Regions from separate parts of the Mus musculus genome. Here region 1 is linked to region 2. Evidence: chromatin loops called from intact Hi-C (ENCODE). Cell type or tissue: left cerebral cortex. All regions are shown on one strand.

What was found. Hi-C counts contacts between places; a loop is a spot of excess contacts. Peaks named below come from ENCODE experiments on the same cell type or tissue, not always from the same donor. Only the 100,000 strongest peaks of a DNase experiment are listed, where the experiment ranks them.
Region 1: it touches region 2 in a loop (5-fold over the local background); 5 of 42 quality-filtered maps call a loop at or near these places.

Annotation. Positions count from the first base shown.
Region 1 is chr16:42,272,412-42,280,411 of GRCm38, reverse strand. All of the region lies in intron 2 of Gap43 (growth associated protein 43), which reads left to right. Among named protein-coding and RNA genes, the nearest start is that of Mir6540, 27 kb to the left of the region's middle. In left cerebral cortex, a CTCF peak has its summit at 3,777 (motif pointing left); DNase peaks (open chromatin) are centred at 3,775, 4,296 and 4,595; H3K4me3 peaks cover 748 bases.
Region 2 is chr16:42,440,086-42,448,085 of GRCm38, reverse strand. No RefSeq gene overlaps it. Among named protein-coding and RNA genes, the nearest start is that of Gap43, 100 kb to the right of the region's middle. In left cerebral cortex, no CTCF peak of the experiment used is centred here; DNase peaks (open chromatin) are centred at 4,334, 4,415, 4,690, 4,942 and 4 more places; H3K4me3 peaks cover 775 bases; H3K27ac peaks cover 1,593 bases.

The DNA.
Region 1 (8,000 bases), 170 kb after region 2:
CACCTGCCTCTGCCTCCCAAGTGCTGGGATTAAAGGTGTCTACCACCACACCCGGCTCTACATAATTTTGAAACATTCACAAAATTTAGATTTACAGACATTGAAATCTCTGAATAGGTTTTAAACATTAGAAAGCAAGAAAACCCATAACCTGCGTTTCTTTCCCTTGTTTGGCCCCAGCAAATGATAGCTGTTTGCATGTCTGCCTAAAAGATGCCCCAAAGGGAAACATTTGTGAACTATGGCGCCAAGTCCTAGTCAACTCCAGGGACTGACATCCTAAATATCATATTAGTGAGTCACAACACATGACAAACCCCAGCTGTGTAAAGGACTAGCTTCAATAATTACAGGCTTTAGCTCTGAGGTGCTTTAGCGTCTGATAATTGCTTTTTAAACTTTTACTTTTGTTATGCTTTTTTATGTATTTATTTGCGTGTGTCTGTGTGTCTGTGTGTGTCTGTGAGGGCCGGGAGGTAGGTAGGAGGATACACTCATGGAGAACAGGAGAGCCTCCTCTCCTTGCACCATTTGGGTCTTGAGAATTGAACTTAGGCTCTAAGACCAGGCAGCAAATGCCTTTAACCTACTGAGCCCCCTTGTTGACCCAAGCTTCTTTGGACTTTCAGTAGATTGTTCCGAAGGCCACTCATCCAAAGATCCATATTTACACTTGTCCAAATCTGTACCCTTCAGAAATTCTTCAAACACTTATCTTGGAATGAATTTGAAACAATTCCTTTTGCCTACATGACCTTCCATGGTCTGACTTGTGCTTGTCTCTCTGATCTGTTTCCTTTGATACTCACTACCCCTCTTCCCTCTTCTGTAGTCACACACTTTCTAAATATCTCTAATGAGTCTAGCTTATGTCTGTTGGTGGCTTTTGCACCTGCTGTCTCTGGGCTAGGTTGCCTCTGACCGTTCAAGTCTCCGTTTTTTTTTGAATGTCACTTGCAGTGAGAGAACTTCCCTGACCCCCTGACCTTTGATCTGAGTAGCAACAGACAGGCATCTGATACGTGACTCCCTAAAGAGGTCACGACCCACAGGTTGAAAACTACTAGTCTAGAGGGCCTTTTTGCCTAATGTGAGTGTATTTACCTCTCTTTGCTATCTTAAATTTTTCTCTATCACTAGACAGTCACAACATCCTTTCCCACAATATTCATCATCTTGCTGTTGATCTATACCTAGGAGGCCCTCAATAGACATCTACCAATTAGCTAATAACATTATTCTCCTCCAAGGAGAGGTTCGTTTTCATAAAGAGCTTGCAGAGAAATGGATCATTTCACTTTCATGTGAAAGCCTCAACCACTTTTTTTTAAAAAAAATATTTTTTTAGCTAAAGTATCTATAACACTTATAGCCGATTCCTCCTTTAAGTGTTAAAATCATCTGTTTCTTTTCCATGACCTATTTCTGAATATCCTCTCTCTCTCTCTCTCTTAAATTCTTTTTAAAATTTTTTTATTGGTTATTCTATTTATTTACATTTCAAATGTTGTCCCCCTTCCTAGTTTCCCCTCCAAAACCCCACTATCCCACCCCGTTCCCCCTACTTCTATGATGGTGCTCCCCCACCCACCCATCCACTGTCTTAATTCTTTAGCATCAGATTTCAGGCAACCCTACTTCAACTAAAAGTGAACAACTACTTGATTCCAGGCAGTAAGAGAAAAGAAGAGGTGAGCTTTAATATCCCCTGACTTTAAACTTAAGCTATTTCCAAACTTAACACATTGGAGATTCCAAGTAAAGTTTTAGAAACAAATTTACCTAGGATACCTCATTAAATATCCTACCTTAGGTAGGACTTGGCAGGCCTGGATTCAACTCTAAGCTATTCTAAAACTTCTTGCTGGGTACCTTTAATGATACATCCAATCCCAGACTACCACAAGATATTTACAAAGTGATGCATTTTAAATGATGCAAAGGACTCATCTTACAGAAGAAAGTATGCTATGAATAACTAGCTGTTGCATCAGTAGACAGAGCACTGCAGCAGCTGTTGAGTTAGGTAAGTGTCCTCTTCGACTGTGACACAGGAGGGAGAGTACAGGTCTTGGAATTGAATTTGAAGCACAGACATGGTCCCTAAGGAGCTCTGTCAATAGCTCAGTATGGGTTTCATCATTATGAAATGATCTCAGAGACGAACCCAATTGGCATTAAATGGTTTGCATATAAAGTTCCTACAATGTATTTCCTTGAACATATAGCAAGTGTTTAATAGAAACTGACCAATTTTTAAAATTTTTTTTTAAAATCTGAAATTATTGGAAAACATTATTTTGTACCTTGGTACCAACCCCCTGACTTTAAAGAGGAAATTAATGTACAAATATGACTTAATTTATTGTGGTCAGCTAGAGAGAGACACATAATGATATACCGAGTCTCCTGAGAGTCGGAGGCTATTCTACTTGGCCTACTTTGGAGCTCAGCAACATTACCAAGTACTTACATTATCAGTGATGATTGAGCCTGGAAGTTAGCCAAGGCCACCAGGTAGTGAGGGTAGGATTAATTTAGGCTGCCTGTAATTGGTCCCTCAGAAACTGCAATCTAGGGATTTGATAGACAGAGTTGGAAACTCTTGAGAGAAATGGGTAATATGCTCTTTCTAGGTAAGTACAAGTATAATGATTTCAACTTAGATTTCAATCTTCTTAGGAAACTTAGATGTCACTTTGACCGAGGCATAGCGGGTCTCACAGAGTCCTTTCATCTCCTGGAATGGTCTGTAACATGTTTTACTGTGTGTCAATATGGATGAGAGTTTGGTCTTTCATCAGCTATTCAGCTGGGACCAGTTTTCAAAACTGTTCAGCCCACTGTACTCGAACAATCCCCAGGACGGGCTGTGCGTGTGTGTATTCTAATGAAAAGTGACGTGTCTTGTAGGATCACCTTGAACAGTCACATAATGAGTTAGGCTCATCGTGGAGGAGACAAGGTAACCCAAGGAGCTCGTTTCATTGTCATACAGATAACTTTCCTTTGCTAGCAGGTGTGACTTACGCAAGAGCTCTAGGCGTTGTAAAGAATACTGGTATATAAAAGTAAAAAGAAAAATGCTGTTGTTCAGTGTACAATCTGGAAGCAATGTAAGGCCTTTAAAAAGGAGCAAGCAAGCAAACAACAAGCAAACAAAACGAACTCCTGGCCCCAGAGCTATGTGAAAGTATGTGTTTGACTGGAAACACAGTCTAATTGCAGAGAGTAAGTTCAGATGTCACCAGGGTGGCAGGTATCTGAATGAAGGAAGTGAACTTAATTAGGCAACATTGCTATAGCACCAGGGAGGGGAAGGTGACTGTGTTAGACCTTAAAATGTTCAGACCTGAAGTGATTGGGGCTTTAAACTAAACAATGGCAGATGCTTTTGCTACATTAAAATAGTATGACAACTGATGTCATAGTATTTTATGGATTCAAAGGTCTTAGATATAAGATAAGACCTTATCCTATAGAGATAAGGCCACTGCAAAGCATTACCTGCTCTCGAAATCCATTTCACAATGTAACATTAATTTTAGTTCATCCACTCCCATGACTTCATGACTTTGGTAAACAATATTTCTAGACTTAGATTTTGGTTACCTTTAAAAGGACTTAAAAATACAATTAACTTCAGAAAGGCTTCAAAGTAGGACCTTGCCACAGCAAATCGTTCCTGAACCAATTGTGTGCTTTGCTTTGGATTCGTGGCTGGTCCGCAGACCTCAAGGTCGGGAACAGTATTACTCTGTTGCCCTCTGCTGGGGAAAAATGGGAAGTTCACCAAGAAACAATGGCGCCCAGGCCTTTTCAACGCAAGGAATTTGGGTGACACTGAAGTCCAAAGCAGCCTTCAGGCACATTCATTTAATGCTGATCACAGGCCTCCCAGTCAGGTACACTTCGGCATTATGTCTGTATTCCTTAAGTAAAAGGAGTAATTGGATTTTTTTCTGCAAGAGTGTAAAGCTAAATTTTAAAAGTAGTTCAGAAAAATAGTCCGGCTTTTTCCTTGGCTTGAGCGCTGGGGGCTCCTTTCCAGAGCACCGTGTGTGCTTCATCGTGGGTGGTGAACATCTTGCCACCAGAATAAACTAGGGTGGGGCTCCGAAGTCATTTCTAAGCTCTGTTCGATTTATTATTATTATTTTTAATGGCGAGGAAATGTGCATTGATACTCATGACTGATTTCTCTTGTCTCAAATTATCGAGTTAATGCCTTGGTGTTAAATTAGATTGAGAGTGTTCTCTTTGGTGTTCCTTTGGTTTTCTGCTCAGCTGACTTTTTTTCTCCTGCTAGAGGTGAAAGATTCTCTGTAATTAAGAAAGGGGTGGGGCGGGTGCTAAGAGATAAAGAGAGAGATGAGCTGTGAATTGTCACGTGTGCAAATTGATGACAAACTTCTCAAAGAAAACGATGGGAGCCAAGTGAGGTAAGAAAAAGGGACATTACATTCTAATGGTCCTTTTTTATTATTATTTTAAAGGATCAATAATATGTACATGATGCTCTGCCTGCGGTTTCCATAACAACCCGCCTCATTGAAAGACGGCAGGCTCCGCAAATCTCCAATTATCAGCCTTCCAGGGCTTATTAATGGAGCCGAGGATCCCAGTGAAGCAGGCAGCTCATTGTTGGCACGTGCCTGGTGGGCTGGCAAGAGGGTGGGAGCAGAGTGAAGTGGAACTGTGTAGCGAGCCAGCAGCCATTTGTCCCCTGTCGCTTCTGGGGGGTGGGGGGAGATGCAGCCACTCAAGAGACCTGAGCACATCTTCTGAAGCCTCCTGGGGCTGTACTGATGTGGCAGGCAGCTGAGGGCGGAGGGTGTAGACTGCCCTTTCAGCTACATACCAACCGTCATCCTCCTGTAGTAAATCTACAAGAATATAGTACTTGCTCCATTTGTCTATTGAAGTCCCATAATTTATTGAGGATTCTTCACAATAACAATTGTGACTCTGTTCCCAATGCTATCTATCCCAAGTCTTAATTAAAATGTGAAAACAACCTAATTCGTATCTGATCACTTCGAATTTGTCAGTCCTTGGTCTGACAATCATCTATTAGGTCCTTACGAAAAGTCATTGGAAGAGCAAAGGACTTAGTAGAGAATACCGTTAATCTTAGCACTCCAGAAATAGAGGTGAGTGGAACTCTGAGTTCAAAGCCAGCCTGGTCTACAGGGAGAGTCCCAAGACAGCCAGGACTACCCAGAAATCCAGTTTCAAAACAAAACAAACAAACAAATAAAAACAAAGCAAACAAAAACACCAGAAAACCAGTTTTTAAAAGGAGCAAGCAAATATAACACTGATGAAAACTATAGATTATTTATGCTTTTGTTCTAGAGTAATTGCTAAATTCTGTATATGTAGTAACTTCCTGAAGCCACAGTCACTCTGTGCTTAGGCTATTATTTACTTTTATAGATACAGAAGGGAGCAACAAAACTTCATGTGTGTGGATGGATCAGAGTCTCAGTCTCTCTCCTCTCTATAACCCTCACATTAATACTTTTATTTTCCTATAAAATAAAGTCAGATTAGAATAAAAGGGACCAACTGAGCTCTATAGTCTAATGTGATTAAGGAAATGGTTACCCTAATGTTTGATTAATAATTGCTATCTATGTTATTATTGGATTTCCAATTGGGGGAGGTTTAGATATAATAAAACATATGCAACATTAGAAATAGAGTAATTGCAGTCATAAAATGTGTCAGGAGCATTATACAGATATCAGTTTTTAGTGTAATGCTGAAGTATTAGTTGATAAAGACTTCCGTTTGACAGAATGTAAGATCATCTGGCTTTGTAGCACAGAAATGTCTGCCTTAACATTTTCAATAGTCCTTTTCACACACCACCACCGAAATTCAGCGTAATCACAAAAGAAATCTTTTGGGGTCCTCCAAAAATAAAGAAGTTTGAGGGAGTCATTAACTATTCAGAATCATGAGACTGCTTTGAAACACCTGAGTATTACATTAAGCAGAAGAATGGAACGTGGCCCGCCTTTGCAGGGACTCAATCTGCGGCTGTCACAATGTGCTACGAGACCAGACCAGCCTTGGCTGGATCCTCACAAAATTGCTCAAATAATACTATTTGTGAATTTGGACTCTAGGACTTGGAATAGAATTTGATAACCGAGTCATCTTTTCCAGGATAAAGTGATAGGTGCATTTACTGCTTAGCCATCTATGTGCCTCACACACCAAACAACCCTACCAGGGGGTGTTTGTAGCTGAGGAGGCTGAGGTGTAGAAAGGTTACATGAGGTGATGAAGGCGCCACATTTAGGAAGTGACAGGTTCCAGATTCAGACTTGTGCTCTCTGGCTCTTGAGTATTTCTTTCTCAAAAGGGTTGCCTATACTCAGACACCAATTTCCTTATTTCTCCCTGTCCCTGTCCCTGTCCCTGTCCCTGTCCCTGTCCCTGTCCTTCCCCCTGTCCCTCCCCCTCCCTCTGTCCCTCCCCCTCCCCCTCCCTCTGTCCCTCCCCCTCCCCCTCCCTCTGTCCCTCCCCCTCCCTCTGTCCCTCCCCCTCCCCCATCCCTCCCCCTCCCTCTCCCCCTCTCCCCCTCCCTCCCTCCCTCCGTCCCTCCATCTCTCCCTCCCTCTTTCTTTTAATTCCTAATGACCATATCCATCTTCCCAGCTTCAATTTAAAGAATTTTGTCCAAGGGCTGGAGAGATGGCTCAGTGGTTAAGAGCACTGACTGCTCTTTCAGAGGTCCTGAGTTCAATTCCCGGCAACCACATAGTAGCCCCATGGTAATGGGACCTGGTGCCCTCTTCTGGTATATCTGAAGGCAGTGATGGCATACTCATATACATAAAATGAATAATTTTTTTTTAAAGAATCTTGTCCAAAATCACAGATTTCTTCCATAGTGGGAAATGCAATAGTCAGTTTGGAGTTTTCAGCTTTGCCTAGCATTTGATGGTTAACCTGTCAGTTCCTACTGTACTTGGAAATACTTTCACCACTGGTCTTTGATTATGTCTTAGTTTCCTTTCTGCTGCTGTGATAGAATGACTAAAAGTCACTTAGAGAATGAGAAGGTTTAGTTCATCTTACAAACTGCAGTTCATCATTGGGTCCAAAATTGGGGGAATCAGAGACTTGGAGGCAGGAACTGAAGCCGAGACCATAAAGGAGCATGGCTTTCTCCTAGGCTCACATCTGGGTACCTTTCTCATACCTTCCTTATATCTCCTGTCTGCCCAGGGGTGGAACTGGCCATGCTGGGTCCTCCTGCATCAAGCAACACTCAAGAAAATACTGTACAGATATGGCTAGAGCTATTTCTTCAATTGAGGTTCCCTCCTCTCAGAAGTCTCTGCTTTGTGCCAATGCTAACAAAACTCACAGGCACATAGTACGTTACCTAGTCTTATCCCTTAACCCTGGATTCAATCATTTTCTTTCTTCTTACTTCTAAACTTAGTGTCACCTCAAAGTTTGGTTCTTTGATTTCTTACTTTCCGTCCAATGTTTGCCTTTGATGACCAACTGTGTTGGTTACTCTTACATGGCTGTAATCAAAACATGTAATAAAAACATCCACAGAGAGGAAAGGCTATTGTTTCAGGGGTGTCAATCCATAGCTCCTTGGCCCCAGGGGCCTAGGCAAAACATTATGAGAATGACAGCATGTGATGGGGGAGTTTCTTCATGGTACACAGAAGGCAGAGTCCTAAGAAGATAGAGCAAGATTTAGCTGCCAAGGACATGGACTCACAGGTACCTCTTCTATCCATGATGGAGGCTGAAATACACGGTCTTGACCAGTTATTCACTGCTCCTATCTGTTCATGACTGCAATGACTGTGTATATGGAAGCGTTTCATGACACTCCTATATTCCAGCTTTTACACACTTTCTACCCACTTCTCCATAATGTTTTCTGAGCTCATGGGATGGTGTAGACATCTATTATAAGATTGAACTACACTTAAAGCTGTATCATATTATAGATTTAA
Region 2 (8,000 bases):
TTTGAAATGTTCCCCCCCATAGACATATGTGCCTGAGGACTTGCCTGCTACACGGCAGCTCTGATTTGGTAGGTTGTCAAATCTTTGGTATCTGTGACCTATCTGGATGGCAGCATGCTTTGACCATTAGCTTAGCTTCTGGTGCCTGTCCAGGCTCTCTGCTTTCTGATGCAGCAAAATATGAAGATAATATATAAGAAGCTCCAACCATCAAGGACTGAGCTTCTCCAGCCACTGTGCCTTCTCCACTATGGAATATAGACTATAATCTACAACTGTGAGCCGAGAGAAATCTCTCTTCTGGTAAAGTGCTTCTGTCAGGCGTTCTGTCGGAGCAACAAGAAAACTAATACACAAGGTATCCTAAAGAATCTGTTAAGTACATTTTGACTCACTAGATCTGCTGATATTCATCATTTTTAAGCAAGCATCCAAGCTATCTTGTCTAGCAAGTTCCTATAAAACATTAATTGGCAATTGGTATGTGTGGTGGTTTGTATCATATTTAAATACTTTGTCCCCATTTGGTTGAACTGTTTGAGAAGGATTTGAAAGTGTGGCCTTTGAAGGAAGCATGGCAGTGAGCATGAGCCTTGAGGTTTTAAAAGGCTACACTGTTCCCAGTTCTCTCTCTCTCTCTCCCTCTCTCTCTCCCTCTCTCTCTCCCTCTCCCTCTCCCTCTCCCTCTCCCTCTCCCTCTCTCTCTCTCTCTCTCTCTCTCTCTCTCTCTCTCTCTCTCTCTCTCCTACTTGTGGATCAAGATGTTAAGCTCTCAGCTACTGCCCCAAATCTATACCTGCCTGTCTGCTGCCATGCTTCCCACTATGATGGTCATGGACTCTAATCCCCTGGAACCATTCAAATTAAATGGCTTCTTTTATAAATTTCCTTGGTCACACTGTTGCATCACAGCAATATAAAGGTAAGTAAGACAGAGAGGCAGATGACAAGATGATAACAGAGTAGAATCCAGAGAGGATAAAGAAGGAGGGGGAGAAAGAAATATCTTGGAATCAAAGGAAGAAAGTTTTATACAGAAGGACGTGTTCAAAAATGTCAAAGGATGCTAGCAAGGAAGTAGAAGCTGACTGGTAAATGTCATCTGAAATTGGCAATTTGAAGGTAATATTGAACTTTGTCGTGATAGTTTTGCACTGTGAAGAGGACAGAAATAAATTCTAGTGGGGAGCTAAGGAAATGCCTGGTGAGGAGATGGAGATAGTATGGGCTACTTCTTGTAAACAACACATAGAAAAACTTGTCCATCAAAGGAAAAGACAGACTCAGTGATAAGAGAGGCAAGTGGTTGATGAGGTGGCACCATATTTAAGATAGAAAAAAACACTATGTGGTAGGCAGAATAATTCCCAAAGGGATGTAGTGGGTGTAATTAAATTGATGTTTGAAATGGAGATGCTGATCTGCACTACCTAGGTGTACACCGTGGACACAGACATCTTTAAAAGAAGGCAAAGAGGATAAGATCAGGAAAGGAGATGGGACAACGGAGATTGGAGTGATGCTGTTGCTGGTTAGGGATTCTAGAGGGCGGAGAGTCAAAGTACACCGGCATGCTCTAAAACCACCACAGATGCCTTGGTTCTGATCCAGTGAAACCTCTGATGCCCTTCTAGATATGTAACATAGTAAAGTTATATTGTTTTCAGCAAATACATTTTTGTTCATTTGCTGCAGCTGTGACAGAGACCAACAAACAAACAAACAAAAATATATTTGAGTATGCCAAGGGAGAGGGCTCCAAGGGAGGAGGAAGCGACATCTTTCCCACTGCAAGGGGAAAACTCACATCTCTATCAATAGAGAAAAGCAAAACAATTTTATCTAACTAAAGTTGCACAACATACTAGGAACTTCAGAAGAGAAGACACAAAGTTCCAGAACAAACTGTTTCAGTGGACCCAGAAATATGACTGAAGAGCAAAGGCCATGCAAGACCTACTGACAGTAAACTGGGGAAGCCAGCAGAGGTCTGTTTGTAGTCTTCTACTGAACCTTCAGGTCGATGACAGAACTCACTCTGGAAAAGGGCTTTGAGACCTCCGGAAGAGGCAGACCATGACAGGATCATGCTTCAGGACAGATGGGTTTGAGTAAGAGCGTCAAGGTGCCGTTCTGGACTTAGAGAGCCAGATATGAATGAAGGTGTCTATCAATCAGGAGAAGGGGTAACAGAGTCCTGGAGGTACAAGGAGTTTTCTCCATGCCTTCAGGTCAGGTGGGGGTGGGGGGCTATGCACTAAATTCTCATGTACAGCTCTGTCTGCGGCATGGGGTGATGCAGAGTGTACATGAAAAGAAAATGGAGTAGCCGGTAGCAAAGACTTCGTTCTCTTGTTCGTTTTAAATGCTTTTAAAAAATGCTTTGCTTTTATGAGAAGTGTAGTCGGGACTTCATTGTAAAGTCATCCCTAAACAATCTCCATATTTAACAGACCTCTGTTGGATGCTGACAGACTAGGGGCCATAGACCTGGACCTTGAGATTTCTTGTTTGGTTCCAAGGTCTCCTCTGAACGGTGTTAAACTGAAATAAAAATTGAGAGAGAATCTGAACCCTTAGCTCCTTTTATCTTAACTCATACCACTCTGCCTAAATTCTCTCCCCTCCTCATCAGATTCACGTTAATCAGGAGACCTCTTTTTTCTTGCAGCTCCCTAAGGCCCTGCTTCACCTAGAAGAGAGAACCTGGCTCCAGGATGCAGGAAACTGCTTCTGGTTTCCATGGAGACCCTGTTTGAAGTCAATGGCTGCTCCAGGAGGGAGGGAAACCAGGACTTTTGTATTTAAAGGATGGAGAGTCTGGGAAGGAGGAGGGTTAAGAAAAGGGAGTAAGGCAGGCCGATAGTGAGGCTGATCCAGCCTGTGTTCGAGGTTTCAAACAGAGGAACAGGAAAGTTCAGCTAGGTTATTCAAGCGCCTTCCACTTTGAGGATGAATCAAAACGGAAGCTCTGGGGGTGGGGGAGGTGGTGAGGGCTGCTTATTGCGCATGTGAGAAATACCCTGCAAAGGCTCCTTTCTGATATCAGTATGTAGGGGACTGAATTACTTAGGCAGCTGGAAGTCCCTGTCCTTGTGGGTGGCTCCTTCCCAAGCAGCTTGAGAGTTTTCTCTTCTCCCCAAGTCAATTCTTAAAGGTTCCTACTGCCATGAGGGGGCTGAGCCCTCTCCTTCCTTCTTCCGCACCTCCCCCCCCCAGAGGGTAACTAAATACAAACCTTGGCTAAAGGCTTTCCAAAGCTTCACGCTTCAGATTAACTGCTATTTATTTGCCTTGTCTCTGTCTACCAAGAGACAGGGGGCAGGATGGGGGGAGGTACTCTGGCGGAATACACGCTAAAATTGAATTGCATGAGGATTCAGATGACGTCATCTTGGATAAAGGTCTGACCCAGTGAATGTTAAATGTAGCTGAGCGACTAAATCCTTTGAGAGAATCAGTAGCGAAGACCTCTCTGAAAGGACCATGCCTCTTGTTTAAAATATTAAGCATGTGGCTCAGATGATCTCTGGCTGCAATTCCCAGGGCGCTGGTGGAATCTCGGTTTTCTGCTATAATCACTTGAACATTGCTTACTGCCCTAGATAACTGCAGTCATGTGACGCTTGCACACACACACACACACACACACACACACACACACACACAAGAGGCGGGGCGGGGTTTGAATAAAAGAAAAGAAAGAAAGCCATCACAAGTTATCAGTGTCTGCCAATTTTAGGGAATGAAACCATGTCAGTTCAAAAACACTTTCTGAGGTGTGCTGCAGTCTGAATGTGCCTAAGGAGTAAGGGGTGGTTTTTCCTTCAAGGTCCTTATATTTGGATGGGAACAGCAGTAGTCATAAGCATGCAGAGGAGCTGGGTAGAAGTCATTAATGAGCCGGGCTTTTAATCCCAGCACTTGGGAGGCAGAGGCAGGCAGATTTCTGAATTCGAGGCCAGCCTGGTCTACAGAGTGAGTTCCAGGACAGTCAGGGCTACACAGAGAAACCCTGTTTCGAAAAACCAACCAAACAAACAAACAAAAAACAAAAACAAACACAAAAACAAACAAACCAAAAAACCAAAAAAAAAAAAAAAAAACAACCAAACAAAAAAAACCCAAACAAACAAAAAAAAGAAGTCATTAATGATATGGGAACTCCAAGGAAAGGTTAAATTGATAAAGAATAAAGGCAACTCAATTTACATAGGCACCTTGGAGTTCCCAGAACTCACACTGGTTGGCCCACAGCAGCCTATAATTCTAGCACAAGGATATACATTTATATTTCAACATTCTTATAAAGTAAAGCATGTGTTGAAGATGAGGAAGCAGTATATACGTATGGAAGACTTTGCAGATCTCTTGGAACAAGGCAACACTAAAATAAAAGAACCATTCGTGCTCGACAGAGCTTGTCTTTAGAGGAGGGATGGTGTAGAAATGAAGAGGTGACTCCCACAATGCAACTGAAGATGCTTTTCGATTTCAAAAAAAATACCTGTCATTTACAGTCGGAGTTGAATGCATTAGCCTTGTAGTTTTTGCTCACAAATTGAGGAAAGTTTTGGAATAAGTTAAGGTACGTGGAAGGCAAGGGCTATTTCTTGGCTTGAATTTAGGAGGAAAATATCGAAAGGAAAAGGAATTAGAGGAGAGCAGTTATTTCTAGATGAATAAGAAAAGACATATGTGCTCAAATTAGTCATGGTTTCTGTGTCACGAAAATGTTAGTTACCAAGGTTTTGTTTCCAGCCCTGTTTGCTAAGGGACATACCTATAATAAAAACATCTCCAAAGAGTTTTGGCAATGCAGCTGAATATTAACGATTTGGGGATAAAAAACTCATAAAAGCACAGAATACCACAAGTCAGCTCCTTTTAATCGTTTTTTTTTTTTTTTTTTTTTTTTTCATTCTTAGTCATATGGCTGTCTGCAGATTCCTCAGACTTCCAGTTTACTTAAGGGCTCGCTGGCAAGGTTCTAAATCACAGCATAACCCCTCTGGCTTCCCAATCTCAAATAGGCACCCGCACACACTCATCTCAGTGAACTTGGATGCTCTTACATAGTATGTGCCAGGGATTTTTTTTCTAATTAGCTGTCAATATTGCGTGATGGCATCTAGAAATGACTACAATAATAAGGTGAGTGGTGACTAATTGACAGCGTTAGTAGAGGAAGCAGAGAAGACAAAATATAAACTAATGGAGACCACAAGTACCAAACAAAAGGAAGTTAGAGACTAAAGCAGAAGGAGTGAAGAAAAGATGAAGGGAAAAGGGAAAGAGAGCAGAGCATGTGATCGCTAGGCCATGACGCACAGTGATTGACTTCTGGGTTTAAGATAGAACTTTTGAGAGTTAGAAGGGACCCGGTAACCATCCAGTCATTCTCTCATTTCACAGTTGACAAAGAGCCAAAAGGACGCTAAAGTTGACTAGAGATGAAGCCAACCTTGGGTGCAGGTTTCTGACCATGGCCTGCTTTGTAACATCACTATGTCATTTCCTCTTTCGGAATGGTTGACTGAATCCAAAGTTCCCTTGGAACGTAAATACGTTCCCACTTTCCACTGAGCACAACATATATAATTGTCTTGTTTCTTCCTAGCTTACAAGGTGTTATAGTTTACTTCACCCTTGTACCGATTCTGAAAAAAAGTATCAACTATAAAATGGCCCACTTGGGACTCACCTAGTAGATACCGATTTCCTCTTTTTTTTTTTTTTTTTTTTTTGGTTTTTCAAGACAGGGTTCCTCTGTGTGGCTCTGGTTGTCCTGGAACTCACTTTGTAGACCAGGCTGGCCTCAAACTCAGAAATCTGCCTGCCTCTGCCTCCTGAGTGCTGGGATTATAAATTCTGGTGAGATGAATGCAAAGTGAAAAAAACTGTACTGTTGAAAGAAAGATGAAATTTCAAGACCTGTAAGTCATATAAAGTACTCAGAAATTGCTGGTTGCTTGTGAGCCTAGAGGCTGCCTGGGGCTGAGAAAAAAGAAAAACAAACCTGGGAACAGCTTAATCTTAAAGATAAAGAGGAATGTGAAGACATAAGAGGGCTATCTAAACTGGAGTCAACAACTCACAGAACTCTGACACCCTGCACGTACATGTAATTTTTTTGCTGAAGTTTGAATAAGCCAATAGTGTGTCGCTATGCTGAATTCCACACCCCTAAGCCCCTTACCTCATAAAAACCCCTAGCTTCCGAGCCTCGTGGCCGACATCCATTATCTCCTGTGTGGGATGCATGTAGGTCCGGAGCTCCATAATTAAACGACCTCATGTAATTACATCAAGATGGTCCTTCGTGATTTTTTGGGTGCATGCCGAATCGGGAATTGAGTGGAGGGTTTCCCCACTAGGTTCTATCACTGCTCTTACTCTTTTGTGCTTTGCTATTTTGAAGAATTCATTGTAATTTAAAAACAATAAATAAAATCTGAGGCCAGAAAGATAGCTCAGTGGGTAAAGGTGCTTGATGAAACACCGGATCACCTGAGTTTGATCCCTCGTTACCACAGAGGGGAAAGAAAGAACCAATTTATTCGAGCAGTCATCTGACTTCGACATGTACACTGGGGCATGTGTGCAGTATCCCTCAGGCACACCAAATAAATAAAAAAAAGAAGAAGAAGAAGAAGAACAATGTAAAGAAAATGGAAGGAAAATGGACAACCTGACAGCATAGCTTTGGCAAAAAAAAAAAAAAAAAAAAAGAAAGAAAAGTTAAGAAAAAGAAGTCATGGCATGGAGAGAAGAAAAAAAATGCAGCATTATTCAATCAGTGATGACTGAATTTGCACTGTTTTAAACTCTTAGCACAGAATAACACTACTTCTAGTTGCTTTTGTAATGTGTGTTGGTATTTCGAAAAAGTTCTCTTTGAAGCTGATGAAGAGGGTTCCCAGAAGACAATGTGGGTATGATGTTGGGGAAATGAGTTGCCCCTCTCGACTATGAACTCACTTTCAGAGCCCAGCCACTCCAGGCAGGATAGCTTCAATCACCCTGCCATCCAGTCATAGCTGACACGTCTTGGCAGCTGGCCTGCCCCTAATGGAATGTGTCCTGCAGCTGGGAATTAGGTCATCAGTAATTCACTTAATAGCATTTTATGAGCTGGGCTCTGACACAAAAGAGCGATCTGGCCTTACCAGCAGGAACTTTCATTGAAATGAAGAGAAGAAAGAAGTTGATGCCATTGTGAACAATCAGATTCCATTTCCAGAAAGCAGTGAAGGAGGGTCAGAAACATGGCTGTTTCTTCAGCCTCTCTGTTATCAGGACAGGTATGTGATCTTAGGCAAGCCACTGCTTGTTTTTGGACCCCAGTTCTTTCAAGGTTTGATCAGACTTTAACCTTGTGTGGAAGTCCCAGGATTTTTTAGGTCTTTTCATTGATGGTGTTCCAGAAAGCAACTACCTCAACTAAGTTCAGACAAAGAAAGCCCTGACTTGTATAATTGACTAATTTGCCTGGTGTAAGTATTCCCAATATGGCTGATTTCTGGTTACCAGTGGTATAACAACTAATTATGAAACCTGAATATTGACTATTTTGCTTGAATGAGCTGATATGAGTAACTTCAGTGTATCAGTAAATTTCCCCAGCTAGAAAGAGCTTTATGAATAAATATGGTTCTATATGTACACACATTACTACATTCTCTACATACTATATGATGTATGTGTATGTGTGTTCTTTCCTGATTCTACTCCACATACCACACTTTGATGTCTTCTTACACATACAGAATCCTCAGTAGAAAAGTGTCCATCCTAATACAGCTCTTGATTCAAATTTCCAAGTTTGCCACCAGAGTCCTGATGTTCCCAGGATGTGTAAGCAGCCACTAGCCTCTTATTTTCTTCTGACCTGTAGGACCCAACAACTTTCCTCTTAAAAAAAAAAAAACCAATATATTTCTCATGGATTATTCAGAAGGTCCACTGTTATACAGGGCGTGCAAGTTAGAAACAAATCA